Linked DNA regions of Homo sapiens: region 1 is linked to region 2. Evidence: read pairs that join two places in POLR2A ChIA-PET (ENCODE). Cell type or tissue: K562. All regions are shown on one strand. Each heading gives the region's core, and the rest is flanking DNA. Links, peaks and the distances in the headings are about the cores only. Region 1 overlaps RBM5 (RNA binding motif protein 5). Region 2 overlaps LINC03143 (long intergenic non-protein coding RNA 3143).

Evidence for each region. ChIA-PET counts read pairs that join two places held together with the same protein. Peaks named below come from ENCODE experiments on the same cell type or tissue, not always from the same donor. Only the 100,000 strongest peaks of a DNase experiment are listed, where the experiment ranks them.
Region 1: POLR2A ChIA-PET joins it to region 2 with 5 read pairs; 5 of 35 experiments call an interaction of 5 or more read pairs at or near these places.

The regions. Positions count from the first base shown.
Region 1 is chr3:50,095,562-50,098,462 of GRCh38, reverse strand. The region is part of intron 4 of RBM5 (RNA binding motif protein 5); the gene reads right to left. Among named protein-coding and RNA genes, the nearest start is that of RBM5-AS1, 4.0 kb to the left of the region's middle. In K562, for the core only: no CTCF peak of the experiment used is centred there; no DNase peak of the experiment used is centred there.
Region 2 is chr3:50,263,237-50,266,137 of GRCh38, reverse strand. LINC03143 (long intergenic non-protein coding RNA 3143) reads right to left here. Exons shown (of 1, transcript NR_198941.1): 1 at 2,780-2,901. It also overlaps a transcript of SEMA3B not described here. Among named protein-coding and RNA genes, the nearest start is that of SEMA3B-AS1, 2.7 kb to the left of the region's middle. RefSeq lists enhancers at 636-1,211, 1,087-1,381, 1,212-1,785, 1,786-2,361. In K562, for the core only: no CTCF peak of the experiment used is centred there; a DNase peak (open chromatin) is centred at 1,577.

The DNA of each region.
Region 1 (2,901 bases), core at 150-2,649, 170 kb after region 2:
AAAAAAAAATAATAAAATAAAATAAAAATTACCCAAGCATGATGGTATACACCTGTAGTCCTAGTTACCTGGGAGGCTGAGGTGGGAGGACTGTTTAAGCCCAGGAGTTCGAGGTTACAATGGGCTATTGCACCACTGCACTCCAGCCTGGGTGACAAAGTGCAACCCTATCTTTAAAAAAATAAAAAAATAAAAATAAGGACTCAGATGAGATTTAAAAGAGGCAGTGGATGCGTCACTGTGCCCTGAAGTACGCCTAATCAAGAATAGCCTTCCTGCTCTTTGAGGCCTACTCTCAAAATAAGGAAAAAAATCAACAGCCAAAAAATGAAGAGCCTGATGATAAACTTTTTTTTAAATTTTTTTGAGATGGAGTCTCACTCTGTTGCCCAGGCTGGAGAGCAATGGCATGATCTCGGCTCACTGCAACCTCCGCCTCCTGGGTTCAAGCAATTCTGCCTCAGCCTCAAGAGTAGCTGGGACTACAGGCGCATGTCGCCACACCCAGCTAATATTTTATATTTTAGTAGAGAGGGGTTTCACCATGTTGCCCAGGCTGGTCTCCATCTCTTGGGCTCAGGTAATCCACCCACCTTGGCCTCCCAAAGTGCTGGGATTACAGGCGTGAGCCACCGCACCAGGCCAGGTAAACATTTTTAATGGATCATACTTTTCTTACAGTTAAATTATTGGTAAAAATTTTCAAAGTTCATCACATTCTTAGGCTCCTAATAAATCAAACATTAATTGGGGCTAGAATAAAGTATTCTGGCTGGTAGGCTTGTTCCAATGTCAGACCAACTCCTTTTTCCAAAAGGCCACAAAAATATACTAGTCTCTTCATCAATAATATCAGGCATGAATACTACCATGAAAAAAAAAACAGGGTGAAATTTGTGGAAACAAGATTCTCACTGGCCTCTACTTTCCATAACTAGGTGCAACGGCTGCAAGACTACACACAGCCAATCCTCATTATCCTCAGGTATCACACCTGTGAATTCAACCACTCATTAAAATTTCTAACACTCAAATCAATACTTGTAGCAGTTTCTTTTTTTTTTTTTTTGAGACAGTCTTGCTCTGTCGCCCAGGCTGGAGTGCAATGGCACGATCTCGGCTCACTGCAAGCTCCGCCTCTCAGATTCATGCCATTCTCCTGCCTCAGCCTCCTGAGTAACTGGGACTACAGGCGCCCGCCACCACGGCTGGCTAATTTTTTTGTAGTTTTAGTAGAGACAGGGTTTCACCGTGCTAGCCAGGATGGTCTCGATCTCCTGACCTTGTGATCCGCCTGCCTCAGAATCCTAAAGTGCTGGGATTACAGGCGTGAGCCACCGCACCTGGCCAACCCTCAGTAATATTCTTTTAGGCTTAGCTAGACTTTTGAGAACTCTAGCCCCTAGCCACAATAGCACTTTGCCACTCATCCCTCTCCTGCCAAAAGCCTCTGACTCCAGCCAAATCAAGCCGATTGCTAGGCCTTATCTAGATTCAGTACCTTTCTATTCCCTGCTCATGTGATACCCCTCCGCCTGAAGGGCCCATCTACCACACCATTCCCTTAGTTTTCCACGCCTATAATCCTAGCACTTTGGGAGACCCAGGCGGGAGGATTGATTGAAGACAAGAGTTCAAGACCAGTCTAGGCAATAAAGAGAGACCTTGTCTCTACAAAAAAAAAAACAAACGATAAAAAAAAAAATTAGCTCGGAGTGGTGACACATGCCTGTAATCCCAGCTACTTGGGAGGCTGAGGCTGGTGGATTGCCTGAGCCCCAAAAGTTGGAGGCTGCTGTGAGCCACAATCACGCGATTGCACTCCAGCCTATGCGACAGAGTAAGGCCCTGTCTCACAAAAATAAAAATAGAAGATTCCTTACCCTCCACTAGTAACAATTTCCTTTAAATAACCTTCAAGAGCTCTTAGGCAGACCTCTTTCAATAGGACCTTTTCCGACATGACCCTCTTTTTGAGACAGGGTCTTGCTCTGTCGCTCAGGCTGGAGTGCAGTGGCGTGAACACAACTCACTGTACCCTTGACCTCCTAGGCTCAAGTGATCTTCCTGCCTCAGTCTCCCAAGTAACTGGGACCACAGACAAGCGCCATTAAGACTGGCTATTTTTTTTTTTTTTTGGAGAGATGCGTCTTACCATGTTGTCCAGGTTGGACTTGAACTCCTGGGCTCAAGCACTCTTTTCACCTTGGCCTCCCGAAGTGCTGGGATTACAGGCATGAGTTACCATACTCGGCCTCTGACCCCTTTCTATTCTGCATTGTCACCATTATCTGCTGACCTTAGCTACTCATCCATAAGCTTTTTTGAGGCAAGATCCATAGCTCTGTGTCACTGTAGCATCTAACATGTACAGTGTAGCAGATGTGCAGTGGATCACAAATAATGGAATGATTACCCACTATTAACTCTAATATCCTGTCTCACATTTGTCACATTCATTACTTCCAGGGTTTAGAAACCCAAAGCTACGGGAATCCAATGCTTATTTTGAGCTTTATCCAAAATTCAACTAAACATTAGTCAGAATATTACTTTGATTACTCCAAGAAAACAAATACTGGCACACTGCTGTTTTAAAACCTCACATTCATTTTTACCAAGAGCACTGGCTGAGTAACATACTGTGTTCAAGGGTTGGGGACACAGAGGTGACTAGTTCACACAGAGGCCTATTTTCAGAGATCTTGTGGTAGAGATGAGACATGTGTGTTGATGGCTACAGTAAAGGTGCTACACAAAAGTCATGAATACAGTGCCTTAGGAAGAGAATAACGAAGAAGAAGCTCTGCCCGATAGATCAGGCTTTACATACAGGCGTCTCCAAGCAGAAAAAGGCACAACAGTAGAGCAATGGACATGTCCAAAGTCCAGGATGTGGAA
Region 2 (2,901 bases), core at 244-2,743:
GGCCCTCACTGCCTTATGTTTTTCCAGGCCCAGGGGCCCTGTCTCTGTTTCATCACCCCGCACCTTCCTCCACCTGTGTTCACTCTGGGAAACGGTATCAGAAACCCCCCCGCCACCGCCATTATCTTTCCAATAGCCTGGGAGTCAACCCCCAGCCAAAAGGACTAGACTGTCTCTGTCCCCATTGAGTGCTGTGCCCTGTCCTCTGTCCTCTAGATGTGTACCCTCCCTTGAGTAGGAATGGAGGTCTCCAGGGATGGGAGGTCAAGTTGTCCCTGATTCCACATGGTCCCCTTTCTGTTCCTCAGCCCCAGGTCCAGTGTGCCAGGCCATGGGTAGGGGCCCCCATGGAGGTCAGCACTCCAGGAGCAAGGTCACTGCCTGTGGGTCACACTGGGGGCTGGAACTCCTCGAGGATTCTGGAATCAGGCAGCCTGAGCCTGAGTCTCAACAGAATGGGGCAAACCAGGCAAGGCAGCTGGGGTCCCTTTTCCTGCCTGTACTCCTACCCTGGACCTCTCTCTTTTGAGGGAGCTTCCATGGGCAGAGACCTGCCTGGGTCCTTGCTCTGGGGCTGCCTGTCAGTGGCATGGCCTACCACGGCCTTGGCTTTTCCTTCTGGAAAAACCTGGATTGTTGTGCCAAATCTCAGCACCTGCCTCCCCACCCCTGGCCACCAGCTGGGCCTGCCCCTTTGCCCCTGCCTGGACTCCGGGTGGTGTGGTTGGGGTGGGACACCCATCTGAGGAAGGTTGTGGCAACCCTCCCAGTGCAGCCTGGACTGGATGGGATCTTGGGCGCCCCACTCACACCTGCTTTAGTCATCAGGGCTTGTGGCTCCAACGTCACAACTCTTCCTTGTTCTGGCCACGTAGGTACCAGGTCATGCTGCCCAGAGGACTTAGGCACAGTGGGGGCAGGCGTGGGCGGCCATAGGATCATCACCTGAGGCCTAACTTCCCAGACACTCTAAGGCCCTGCCCCAGGGGCATCTCCTGGGGAAGCGTCTGCAGGCATGTCCTCACCCCAGCCTGGTCTCCACATTCCCAGGGAACCCTGGCCCACCTTTTTTGAAAGATTAGCTCCTCCCCTCCTTGCCTGTTCCCCTTCCCTTCTGAGGGCCCTGTCAGAACTGAGATGGAGGTGCTGAGGGAGGGGCTACCAAGAACCCTGGGCCTTTGGCTGTGGCCCTACCCCCGCCTGCCCCACCCCTGCCCTCCCCTCCTGCACATTCCTCCCAGGCTGAGGTCAGCCCTTCTGGGATGCGGGAGCCCCCCCAACCAGCCACATCACAGCTCTTCCCTCACTCCTGTTTTCCTCATTGCCCAGCAGGGAGGAGTGGGAGGAGAGGGGGCTGGGGGCGGGGCCTCCCTCTCCCTCCCTCCTCTGGAGCCCGGCAGGGTGGAGGGGGCTATGCCAGGAATGCTGGAAAGTGGACTCTGAGGGCACACTGCACTCATGAACAGACATTTACATAAATACTACATTCTCCTAACTGGCTAGGGGAGAGCCTCCCAGGAGTACTGGGTATGGGGCTCTGAATGCTCTGGGGGAGGGCTGAGGAGTCTGGAGCCAGCCCCAAGGATCAACCCCCTTGTTAGTCCAGCAGGAGGTGGGGCTGAATCCCTACCCTGCCGCTTAGCCGACCCCGTGGCCCTAGCTGGAGTCTGCACCTCTCATTTTCCCTGCAGCTGCAGACAGTGGCCAGGCAGGTCTGGCACACAGTGGGGGTACCACAGGTATGCACTCTTGCTGCCACCTTAGCTCTGGGCATCTTGGGCACCCAGGCCTATGAGGGCCTCAGAGAAACCCTCCACTGCTGCCTCTTCCATCCCAGCTGAACAAGGCCCCTTCTCGGGCTCAGCTCCTCTCTTGTCCCCTTTTGCTGTGCCCCTCACCCCAGTACTTTTTTTTTTCTTCTTTTTTTTGAGACAGGATCTTGCTTTGTCACCCAGGGTGGAGTGCAGTGGTGGGATCATGGCTCATGGCAGCCTCAACCTGCCGAGCTCAAGTGATCCTCCCACCTCAACCTCCTGAGTAGCTGGGACTACAGGCATGTGCCACCATGCCTAGCTAATTTTTTTGTATTATTATTTTTTTTTGGTAGAGATGAGGTTTTGTCATGTTGCCCAGGCTGGTCTTGAACTCCTGGGCTCAAGCAGTCCTCCTGCCTTGGCCTCCCAAAGTGCTGGGATTAGAGGCATGAGTCACCGCTCCCGGCCACCTCAGTACAATTACTTCCTCAACCCTCTGACCCCAGGGTTCTCTTGACCCCAGGGTCCTCAACCCTCTGTGCCCAGGGTTCTACTTTAACCTCCCTCCCTCCCCTGGGTGGGGACTCCTCAGTCTTCTCCCTTCCCAAGTCCCCAACCCACCCCTGGCACTGCCAAGCCTGCCCTCCTGAGAGCCCCTACCTTTTGTCTTACTTAGGACAAGCACTGACCCCTTTACCCTCCCCCAGGCTGTATCCCTGGGGTCATTCTGTCATTTCTCTCCCCATGCCTCCCCTCTGCAGGACCGTGTCCCTGACCCCTGACTCAGAGAGCTTGCTGAAGTTTGGCGGGATTGCAGGCTTTTAGCTTGGCATTCACAGGGCCACTCTCTTTTTCATCTTTTTTTTTTTTTTTTTTTTTTTTTTTGAGACAGGATCTTGCTTTGCCACCCAGGCTGGAGTGCAGTGGCAAGATCATGGCCCACAGCAGCCTTGACCTCCAGAACTCAAGTGATCCCCCCACCTCAGCCTCCCGAGGAGCTGGGACTCCAGGCACACACCACAACACACAGTTAATTTTTGTATTTTTTGTAAAAATGGAGGTCTCACTATGTTGCCCAGGCTGATCTTGAACTCCTGGGTTCAAGTTATCCTCCTCCTGCCTCAGCCTCCCAAAGTGTTGGAATTAT